Regions from separate parts of the Homo sapiens genome. Here region 1 is linked to region 2. A link is a contact called in ENCODE Hi-C or POLR2A ChIA-PET data. All regions are on one chromosome and are shown on one strand. Each heading gives the region's core, a stretch centred on a gene start or an enhancer-like site at or near the end of the contact. The rest is flanking DNA. Distances are from core to core; before and after follow the strand shown.

The links. Hi-C counts contacts between places; a loop is a spot of excess contacts on that map. ChIA-PET counts read pairs that join two places held with the same protein, here RNA polymerase II (POLR2A). Pooled maps may share reads with other maps.
Region 1: a loop to region 2 is called in a map of PC-9, with 5 times the contacts of the local background. The contact joins the promoter of PIP5K1A here to the promoter of TUFT1 in region 2. A Hi-C loop is called at or near these places in 3 of 168 maps with a recorded cell type or tissue (PC-3, PC-9 and chondrocyte) and 4 of 50 pooled maps. POLR2A ChIA-PET finds 5 or more read pairs at or near these places in 3 of 52 experiments (AG04450, HEK293 and MCF 10A).

What each region holds. Positions count from the first base shown.
Region 1 is chr1:151,195,746-151,201,284 of GRCh38, reverse strand. It overlaps PIP5K1A (phosphatidylinositol-4-phosphate 5-kinase type 1 alpha), which reads right to left and starts at 2,733. Exons shown (of 16, transcript NM_001135638.2): 1 at 2,204-2,733. The coding sequence starts at 2,288. LOC124904419 (a long non-coding RNA gene) reads left to right here and starts at 2,760. Exons shown (of 2, transcript XR_007066620.1): 1 at 2,760-2,834; 2 at 2,945-3,178. RefSeq lists enhancers at 2,256-2,335, 2,436-2,635.
Region 2 is chr1:151,536,673-151,541,892 of GRCh38, reverse strand. TUFT1 (tuftelin 1) reads right to left here and starts at 1,584. Exons shown (of 13, transcript NM_020127.3): 1 at 1,467-1,584. The coding sequence starts at 1,526. CGN (cingulin) reads right to left here. Exons shown (of 21, transcript NM_020770.3): 20 at 5,000-5,163; 21 at 3,201-4,688. The coding sequence ends at 4,547. RefSeq lists enhancers at 777-1,291, 1,292-1,807, 2,323-2,839.

The DNA.
Region 1 (5,539 bases), core at 1,484-3,983, 340 kb after region 2:
AAAAATACCAAAGAGTACAAAGCAAACACCTGACTTAATAGTTGAGAAGTTTGTTTATGGACCATACACAACCCTTCTTCTTTCTGGGTTGGGGATTAGAGGGGAAGCAGGTTTCAAATTAAGGAGCTACTCTATTAAAAATAAAAACCCAGGTGGGGCACGGTGGCTCACGCCTATAATCCCAGCACTTTGGGAAGCCAAGGCGGGCGGATCACAGGGTCAGGAGATCGAGACCATCCTGGCTAACACGGTGAAACCCCGTCTCTACTAAAAATACAAAAAACAAAATTAGCCAGGCGTGGTGGTGGGCGCCTGTAGTCCCAGCTACTCGGGAGGCTGAGGCAAAAGAATGGCGTGAACCCGGGAGGCAGAGCTTGCAGTGAGCCGAGATGGCCCCACTGCACTCCAGCCTGGGCGACAGAGCGAGACTCCGTCTCAAAAATAAATAAATAAATAAATAAATAAATAAATACCCTGTCACTTTTACTTTATCCTATTTCATGCTTATAATGCAGCATGAGTTGTTCTGGTCCCCTAATACTTTTATAGGAAAGGTAAAAAATCCCCTCTCAACAAACTAAAAATAGAGATTTATTAAAAATAAATAAAACTGCAGCTTATTAAGAAGATATGTGTGACTAGATATTTCAGCATCTGAGCTGGAATGTGAAAGGTGGAAGGAACCCTATTCAGCAAATTCTAAACAGCAAAAACGCAACACCAGGCCTGAGGAAATACCAAAATCTCAAGCAAAGCATCCAACATCTGGCAGCGTCTATTCCAGTGTAGAAGCAGCAGTTACTGTGAAACACCAGACACTTCTGATGGAAGCGCTCAGTTTCTGACTCACCTCCCGCCCCCCCACCCGACACACATACACACACTTTCTCCCCTACACACAATCTACTGCTTTTCTTGTGAGCCTCCTCAGCCCTCCCTCAATCTTCATTCGTTTTTAACTATTAATACGCTGAGCTCTCTACATTAACCTGGCTCCATTCTCCAAATTCCAATCTCCTGATACAGCGTAAGCATTCTTCCAGTCCATTTTTCTATTATGCAATACTCCCCCACAACACTTACAGTCACCCCCCCACCCATCTTTCTTCTTCTCAGGCCTAATTTCCAAAACATCACTTCTCGCAGTCTCTACTGCAATTCAAGACTCCATTCCATCTTTCCCATCTGTTTTTAAGGTCTTTGACCTTAATTTCCTACATTCCTTAGACTCTCTTCAAAATTTCCATTCCTTCCCAAAGTTGGGCAGTTTAGAGTTGGGAATCACCAAAGGAATTAGTCTGAGAAAGTATGTATGTGTGTCTGTGTGCCTGTGCGGCCCTAAGGGTGGGGGTGCGAAGTGAGAAGGGGTGACACATTAGGGGGGAGTATCTGAGGGAAAAGATGGCTTCAACAACTCCCGCCCACCCAACAAAATTCACGATTCCCTACCTCTCCAGAAATCGAAAGCGTCCAATAACTTTTCGATATCTTTTAAGTCCCATGGCTTCTCTTCAACATTTTCATCCAATTAGCCCACAATCAACTTAGATTCCACCTGCCTCTCACACTAAGTAGTTCTCTCTACTTCTTAGGCCTCCATTTACTTTCTTAGTTTCTCTACTCCCTTCCGTTTCTCTTGTTTCCTACCGCAACTTCTTTTTTTTTTTTTTTGAGACAGGGTCTCACTCTCTCGCCCAGACTGGAGAGCAGTGGCCCAATCTCGGCTCACCGCAAGCTCTGCCTCCCAGGCTCAAGGGATTATCCTGCCTCAGCCTCCCAAGTAGCTGGGATTACAGATGCACGCCACTACTGTCCGGATAATTTTTGTATTTTTAGTAGGGACGAGATTTCTCTATGTTGGCCAGGCTCGTCTCGAACTTCTGACCTCAAATGATCCGCCCGCCAAGGCCTCCCAAAGTGCTGAGATTACAGGCGTGAGCCACCGCGCCGGGCCACCCTACCCCCACCTTCAATCTCCATCCGTCCTCCTCAAAGACAACCAAAGTTTTCGACAACTTCTTAATCAAACTTATCCTTTCCTCAAACTCCTGCCCGCTCATAAATCCCTATTTGAAAGCCCAGCTCGCGCCCACTTACCGGTAACACGTAGGACATTCCCAGCTACAGGTACCCTCTTAGGTCTCGCTCTTCCTCCCATCGCATATTCCTCACCAGCTCCCTACCCACGCCCTGCCGGGCTTACCTGAGGACAAGGTACAGGAAGGGACCGCGGGATCAAAGGATGAAAAACCGACCGAAGACGACGGCCCGGAGGAGGCCGACGCCATCTTAGCAGCCCCCTCCCCCTCAGCGGCCTGGCTCTCTTTCAATCCGGTTCTTCCTCTTCTCGGAATCGAATCTTCCCAACGTCTCTTTACAGAACCCGCGTTCTGTGGGCCACCTCCCCGCCCCCTCCGGGGCCTCCCTCAGACACGTCGAGCCGGCTCCTGGACCAGCTCAAGGCCACACCATTCGCCTGGCATGGGGAAGAACTCACGTCCCGCACCCCCTCCACAAGTTTAACCGCTTTCCACAGGGGATACTTTCCCCTTTCACAGAAGAGTAAGCTTAAGCTGGCTGCTGGGACCTTGCGCCCAGACCAAGCCACATCTGAAAAAAAAACGAGGCATGAAAAGTCCCAAAGGAGCGAACGCCCCTTCTCCGTCCTTCCTAACCACGGCCTGTTAATCGCCCAACCCGGCCGCTTCACTCCGGGTAGCCAAGCAAAAAATCCGAGCACTGCGCATGCGCCCGACCTTCTCGGGGCATCAGCCCACTCATTGGGGAGAAAAAAGGAGCAAAACCAATCGGGAGGCTGCTAATGGTCACGTGAGGTGGGTCCTCACGCCCTGACGAGTCCACGGGTGGAAGATGTGCGCGCGCGGGTTGGCCGACAGTCCCTACGGTGGCTCGGCAGGTCCTCTTAGGTTCAGTTCTTTGCTAGGACTGGGTCGAGTGATCTGAACTCGGGACAAGAGTCGGTCCGCCAAGTCCTCTGAAATTCCTAACCCAGGAAAGAACTCTCTGCGGGAGTACTGGTGTCAAGTCAGAGACGTTAAGGTGTCGAATATCACAAAACATTTAATACCACCAAGAACTCTTCTTAGTCTTTTTCCTGTTTTACTACTCTTGTTTACTATTTGATTAAACGTGCGTGCATGTCTTACCTTCCTCGGAATGGCATTCGAAATAGATCTGTGTTTTGTTTGCCTCAAGCACAAAGTTAGGCACTGCACAGTGACGGAGTTCAGTAAATATTTGATGCATGAATCAGTGAAGACCTGTCAAAAAAGGGCACGGGAGGCTATCAGGGACTTATCACAACCTTCCCGCGACCCAACCCCTTTAGCCTCCAACTGTCAATTATCTGTGCTCCAAAGGGCATGGAGATACACAGAAAAATTTCTCCCATTGTAGTCTTCGTAGTAACTGCTCGTTTTTAACAAAGTACCCCGTAGGCTATGAACCCTGGTGGGAAGACCAGTCTCTCTGAGCAGACTGTAAAACTTCTGGGGAGCAAGGACTGTGTTTGGTTCACTCTTGTATCTCCAGCTCCTCCAGTGACTTCGTACATAGTAGGGGCTCCATAATTATCTGTGGAATGAATAAATAAAGAGGAATGGTAAAACATTCGGGGTAAGAGTCGGTCAGATAGATCCTCTCAAACTCATGGCCCATGAAATAACTCCATTAAAACAGGTTTTGTGGCCGGGCGCGGTGGCTCACGCCTGTAATCCCAGCACTCTGGGAGGCCGAGGCGGGTGGATCACGAGGCCAGGAGATCGAGACCATCCTGGCTAACACGGTGAAACCCCGTCTCTACTAAAAATACAAAAAATTAGCCGGGCGTGGTGGCGGGCGCCTGTAGTCCCAGGCTACTCGGGAGCCTGGGGCAGGAGAATGGCATGAACCTGGGAGGCGGAGCTTGCAGTGAGCGGAGATCGCGCCACTGCACTCTAGCCTGGACGACAGAGCGAAACTGTCTCAAAACAAAACAAAACAAACAAACAAAAAAAACAGGTTTTGTAACCCCCAGAATGACCTGGTTATCCTCTTTCCAGATGTCTTGTGGGTCCTCATAAAGTAACCTAGGACCCGAACATCCATAGAATATCCCCATGCAGGCCGGGCGCCGTGGCTCACGCCTGAAATTCCAGCACTTTGGGAGGCCGAGGTAGGTGGATCATCTGAGCTCAGGAGTACGAGACAAGCCTGGCCAACATAGTGAAACCGCGTCTCTACTAAAAATACAAAAAATTAGCTGGGCGTGGTGGCGGGTGCCTGTAATCCCTGCTACTCGGGAGGCTGAGGCAGGAGAATCGCTTGAACCCAGGAGGCAGAGGTTGCAGTGAGCCAAGATCGCGCCATTGCACTCCAGCCTGGGCAACGAGAGCGAAACTCAGTCTCAAAAAAAAAAAAAAAAAGGCCGGGCGCAGTGGCTCACGCCTGTAAGCCCAGCACTTTGGGAGGCCGAGGCGGGCGGATCACCTGAGGTCGGGAGTTCAAGACCAGCCTGACCAACATGGAGAAACGCCGTCTCTACTAAAAATACAAAATTACCCAGGCGTAGTGGAGCATTCCTGTAATCCCAGCTACTCGCTACGCCGGAGGCTGAGGCAGGAGAATTGATTGAACCTGGGAGGCAGACGTTTCGGTGAGCCGAGATGGCGCCTTTGCACTCCAGCCTGGGCAACAAGAGCGAAACTCCAACTCAAAAAAAAAAAAAAAAAAAAATCCCCATGCATTTACTGCAGCCTTCTACTCCTCCCTTATGAAGATCTAAGATAATTGTTTCCCTGCTGCCACCTGCTGGATTATTCGTCTTCCTTTGGGCACCGAAAGTAGACAAAATCTTGTTTGTAATTCCACAGCAGTGGAATTTTGTTGTGTTGAAGTATTTTATAATTCCCTGTACCTATACCCTCCACTCAACTAAACAGGACAGGAACTAGTGAGGGGCACACTGAGCACAGGATTTGGCTCATAGGTATTCAATAAATAAATATTTGTTGAATAAATTATCCTTGTTTTCCGAAAAGGCATAGGATTGCTACCATTTCCTGAGTTACTTTAGAAATCGGATAGTGTAGCCGGACGCGGTGGCTCACGCCTGTAATCCCAGCACTTTGGGAGGCCGAGGCGGGCGGATCACGAGGTCAGGAGATCGAGACCATCCTGGCTAACACAGTGAAACCCCGTCTTTACTAAAAATACAAAAAATTAGCCGGGTGAGTTGGCCGGCGCCTGTAGTAGCCCCAGCTACTCGGGAGGCTGAGGCAGGAGAATGGCATGAACCTGGGAGGCGGAGCTTGCACTGAGCCGAGATCGTGCCACTGCACTGCAGCCTGGGCGACAGAGCGAGACTCCGTCTCAAAAAAAAAAAAAAAAAAAAAAAAAAAATCGGCTGGTGTTGATGTAAAGCTGTTTCTGATTTTAAAATTGGAAACAGACTAATAAATCCCAGAATGACCAACGCAGTCAAACAGAGGAATCTTCTCCCTGTGAGCTAATCTGTGAATTCCATTTTATTTTATTTTTG
Region 2 (5,220 bases), core at 335-2,834:
ACTGCAGCTCCGGCAACATAGCAAGACACTCGTCGCTTAAAAACAAAGAGCAGGGAGTAGGACTTGTGGCTGACACATAATGGATAGATTTCTTCCATCTCTTCAGAGTCTCATAGCTGGGGATGTGGCAGGCTACAGAAGAATGGGGTTTGGGCAACTGGGGTTGGCCAATAGCAACATCTGTATTTTAATGTGGCAAAAACACTCATAGCCCAGGCAGAAATGGAGAGGGGACTGGGAAAAGAACTAAATGACCATCTGTATTCTAAACCTGAAATGAGTTTGAAGAAGAGCCATAATCTAGCTGCAGTTGGGTTAGCTCTACCTCAAGAGCAGGATGAGGCAGGCAGAGAGTAAGGGAGTCAGATGTGGGAGGGGGGATGATACACAAGTTCCCCATCACCTTAGTTTTCATTTCACTCCCACCCACAATAGCTTGGAAATTGATGAAATAGTACACACCTAATCTGGGTTAAGTTCCCCAAAAGAGCCTAGAAACACTCAGCCACAAATTACCCTCCTCAGCCTCTGGAGAGGAAAAACCATATGGTCAGCTAGGGTGGGGAGAACTGGGACTGGGAGCCAGAGAAAGAGGAGAGAGGGGTAGACCAGCCTGCACTGGAGAACGCCCCCTTTCTCCGCAACCCTCTCCCCGTCCAGAAGCCTTCGCTTGGGTCACTTCCCTCCCCTTCTCGGCCCGGGTTCTGCATCCCCTTCCTCCACTATCCCAGGGCCTGGCGGCTGGAGACGGAAGCAAAACTAACACACCGTCCCAGGAAGCTATCGGCAGGCAGATAGAGGGAGGAAAACAAGAGAACTACAAGGGGGAAGAAGGAGAAATCCAAGACAAGAGGTGACCCCCGGGCGGAAAGCCCTATCCCTTAGCGAAAGGTAGAGTCCCTAGCCAATCTCGGAATAGTTTGAGTCCTACCGTCCCCTACTTGCCCCCCGCCCTCCAGTCCAAGCCCTGTAATTTACTCTACCATTTTTCTTGTTACTGATCATCCAAAGCACCATGATGAAATTCTTTGGAGGGCCTCGGAGGTCACCAGGACCCTCGACCCACGGGAAAGCCTAAGCCTCCTCGGCAGGACACAACGTCCAAAGGCGCTCAGGGACCCAGTCGCTTGAGCTCATTCTCTTATGACCCAATGTGGCTGCCCAAAAGACGCCTGAGACCCGCGGCCCAAGCACGGGCTCGCCGGCGCCGAGTCCCAGGCAGGAGCCGCAGTGTCCTACCAAAGGGCAGGGACGCCCCGAACCCTCCAGCCTCAAAGGAGTCTTCACCCCGCGACTCCCACTGCCCGTCGCAGGCAAAAGAATAAAAAGAGAGAAGCGCCGCGCAGGGCTGACCGCGCGAGCCGGGCACCAGGTGATGTCAGCCAACACGGCGCGGGGCACGGAAGGGGCGGACTTAGAAACCGGGAATACAAAACGGAGAAGACAGCGAGAGCGCTTTTTCTTACCGCCGCCTGGTCCTCTGGGTGCACGTCCACCAGGGTACACCAGTTCCGCGTCCCGTTCATCTTCCCTCGGGGTCGCAGCACACACGCCACTTGTCCACCCCGCTGTCTGGCTCCAACTGGGCGGGCGCGCGCGGAACCGCCCCCTTGTATAGGCCCATCAGGGGCGGGGCTGAAGATAGGCCGCGCCCCCAGTTCGCGGTTTCGCAGAGAACTAACGATAGGCGAGGAGGTGAGGTGGGCGGAGCCAATGGGTCTGGGACATGCCCCATCGGTGCTCGCATAGATTTACACAAAGGTGGGGCTTGGGAGCGACATGGGGCTGCTTTAACTGAACAGCTTTATCTGGAGTATGTGGTTGCACATTCTTCATTAATCTTGTCGCTTTCCATCTTTCCAAGATCAGTGTTGGTCAGAGGGAATCACCCTGCCTGCTCCTAGTGGATGAGGAGTTGGAACCTGCAAAAGCTTCCTTCCATACATGCTCCTCTCCCTATACGTAAGCCACCTGTAGGCTTTGTGGAGCTGAGTAAACCTTTCCTCCACCGCAGAAAGGCAGGCACCAAGGTCCAGCTCACTCAGACTGGCCTAAGCCAGTCTGGCAGGTGCACTTCCTTGGCAAGAGGCCCAGGAGGCCCAGTCAGCTTAGGCTCTGGGTGGGGCTTGTTTTGCAGAAGCTCTTTTACTGACGCTGCCCTTATATAGTTGGGAGAGGCGGGACACATTGCCTTAAAAGGAATTTGTGTTCGTGAGAAAGGATGAGCCTTGACTTTTCCAGTTGCATTTTCTCCCCAAGCCTAGGCTGGGATCTTGAGGGCCTAGAAGAGAGGGTTGGCCAAGCAGGACCCTGGAGCTTCGTCCCCGCCCAGCTGCTCTTGGCAGATGGCTTCTTCACTTGGCTGTGGTCCACAGAGACAGCAGACAGAATACTTTAGGAGGAGGTCTGACCCACTCCTGAAGGGATAGTACTCCTATACCTGGCAATAGGCTCTAGTGAAGGGCCAGCTCCCTCTTCAAGGCAACACTAGGGCAGGAACAGCAGAAATGTCCCTACCTCCCAGTTAGGGACTGGGTCCTATGTCAGTTAGGAATGAATGAGGATTTTTCTACCTGGGAAGTGAATGCTGGGGTTATCACTATGACCCAAGGGAATAAAACCCAGTTCTGGTCTGTTCTACTCTAACCCTCAAAAAGGCATTTACTGCTGGCCAGGCGCAGTGGCTTATGCCTGTAATCCCACCACTTTGGGAGGCCGAGGTGGGCGGATCACAAGGTCAGGAGTTTGAGACCAGCCTGACCAACACAGTGAAACGCCATCTCTACTAAAAATACAAAAATTAGCTGGGTGTGGAGGCACGCGCCTGTAATCCCAGCTACTCAGGAGGCTGAGGCAGGAGAATCGCTTGAACCCGGGAGGCAGAGGTTGCAGTGAGCTGAGATCATGCCATTACACTCCAGCCTGGGTGACAGAGTGAGACTCCGTCTCAAAAAAAAAAAAAAAAAAAAGGCATTTACTGTCCTTGTTCTTCCCAGAAGGTTGTTCAGGAGAGAAGAGAATGGGGCTGCTATAAACATCTCCAGGTTTCGTAGGTCCCATCTGCTCTGTTCTAAAGGGCCTCTGAAAAGTCAGGTGAAGAAAACTCCAGCTTCGGCTCCTAAGCTGTACAGTTAATATGACTTCATAAAATCTGGACCTCCAAATATGCCAAGAAAAAGAATGAGAAGACAAACCAAGGATTTCAATATAAATGTGTAATTTTAATATTTAATTTAAAATAAAACCAAGGCTGGATTGGATTGGGAAAGAACGTTTGATTTGCAGAAGAATATAGGAATTTTTTTAATCACGACATTACAAGTCATTTGTGAAAACAGCCTTCCTCCTGCCACCGGCTCCCTATACAACCTGCTTAGGAAATATGGAGGTGAATCATCCCCCTTACCTCTTCCCTACCAGGGCTTGGTTCTCCCCAAAATCCAAAGGAGAAATAAATGTCTTCCGTTGCCTCTTCCCATTTTTACAGTCAGCTTCTAACCCCTTGCAAAGCCCTGAATCAGAGCCAAGCACCTCAGAAAATGAGGGTCCCTTGGTTCTCTTATTGAAGTTGGGCACATGTGGTCAGAGAAGCCCCAAGGAAGGCCACAGGGACTGACACCTTTACTTTTGGAATTTGTGCAGCCAGTTGTCAGGGCTCCCAGGTGCAACCACCTTATAACCATATCCACAGTCACAGAGGAGGGAGAGGAGGAAGGATGAAAACCCTGAGCAGGACCAGACCCCCGCCACTTTATCATGACCCTACCAAAGTCCCTCTCCCAGGGGTCATTGGCAGAGAAACCCCAACAGCTCTCTCAATCAATCACTGGGGCAGCAGGGAAGGCTGAGGGCCCTGGCTGGGGAAAAGCTGGTCTTTGGAGAGGTATGAATGTGCAGATATAAAAAGCAAGAAGAGCATCCTTATCTCCTTGCCTTGGCTAAGGCACTGACAGGAAAAATGCAAGGTAGGAATGGCAAAGAGGGGAAAGGAAGAAGACAAAAATATAGGAACTGGAGGGGTATGGGGACTACCACATGGGCCCCATACTTGTGCAAAGAAATGGGTAGAGCCATGCCTGCATGTCTGTTACCCATAACATTCCCCTCACCCTGCTCCAGAGTGGAAGGAAAATGAGTTGCAGGAATCCAGGGAGCACAATAACATAGGGTATTTCCCTGAGCCTTAGGGTTAAGGGCTAAAGAATAAAGCTTTATACACATGGCAATTTCTATCCCTTCCTATCCTTCTCAGTCCCCATCAGCCTAATGCTGACCATCCTTCCACTATAAGAGAGATGAGGGAGGTGTCGGCACTTGAGGAAAAGGCTCAGTTGGCTTGAAATGTCCACTCCTACAGTGGAAAGTCCATCTATCAGCTTATTGCTGATGATTTTTTTTTTTTATCACCATCACTCTGACCCCTCCCTGTCTTAGGTCTGAATAATTGGGTCACCCATAGGAATGCAGAACCCAGGGTGGGCAGAGCAGAGCAGCACTTGCTGGGATAGGCCTCGAGCCTGGTTTCTGAGTCCTTGAGGACCACGAGCTAACAGGAGCTGGTCTGTAGGTTGCTCTCCGTAAGCAGTGATGCAATGGACGAGGGATCGTAGACACTGTCGAATTCCTCATCTGAGCTCAGCCCTTCGTTTTTGAGAGCTGACTCAGCAGCTGAGCGGGAAGCTTTGCGCCTGACTCAGAGAGAAGAATAATGGTTGGGGAGGGGAAAATAGAAATATTAAGACAGCCACCCTTTTTGTACAAAGGAAACCCCAATTCTTCTAAGGCCTAAAGTTTATTCACAAAATCCCCAACTAATCAGATTTGGGGAGGTACAGGATGGTGGCTGAGATACTAATAAATAAATATACTGGCTTCCAACCAGAAACAAGTGACTACACAGTACCATGTTAGAGATTCTCCTCCTTATCCAGCACAGGAGAGACCATTCCCTCCCTGCTCTAGTGTCCCTATGGAGCAAGGGCAAAAGGGTAGCCCATACCAGGAGTCCTTCTCCAGAGACTTGATCCGGGCCTGGAGCTGTTCATTGACCTCATGCTGCTCCTCCACCTCACGCTGGGCCTTCTTCCTCAGGCCGTCCAGTCGCTCAATTTCCTCTTCTGCTTCATCCACCTGACGCTTCAAAGCCTTCACCCTCAGGCTTAGCTGGGCAGGATACCAAGTCCACACATCTGAATAGCATCTACTACCATGGCCTGGGAC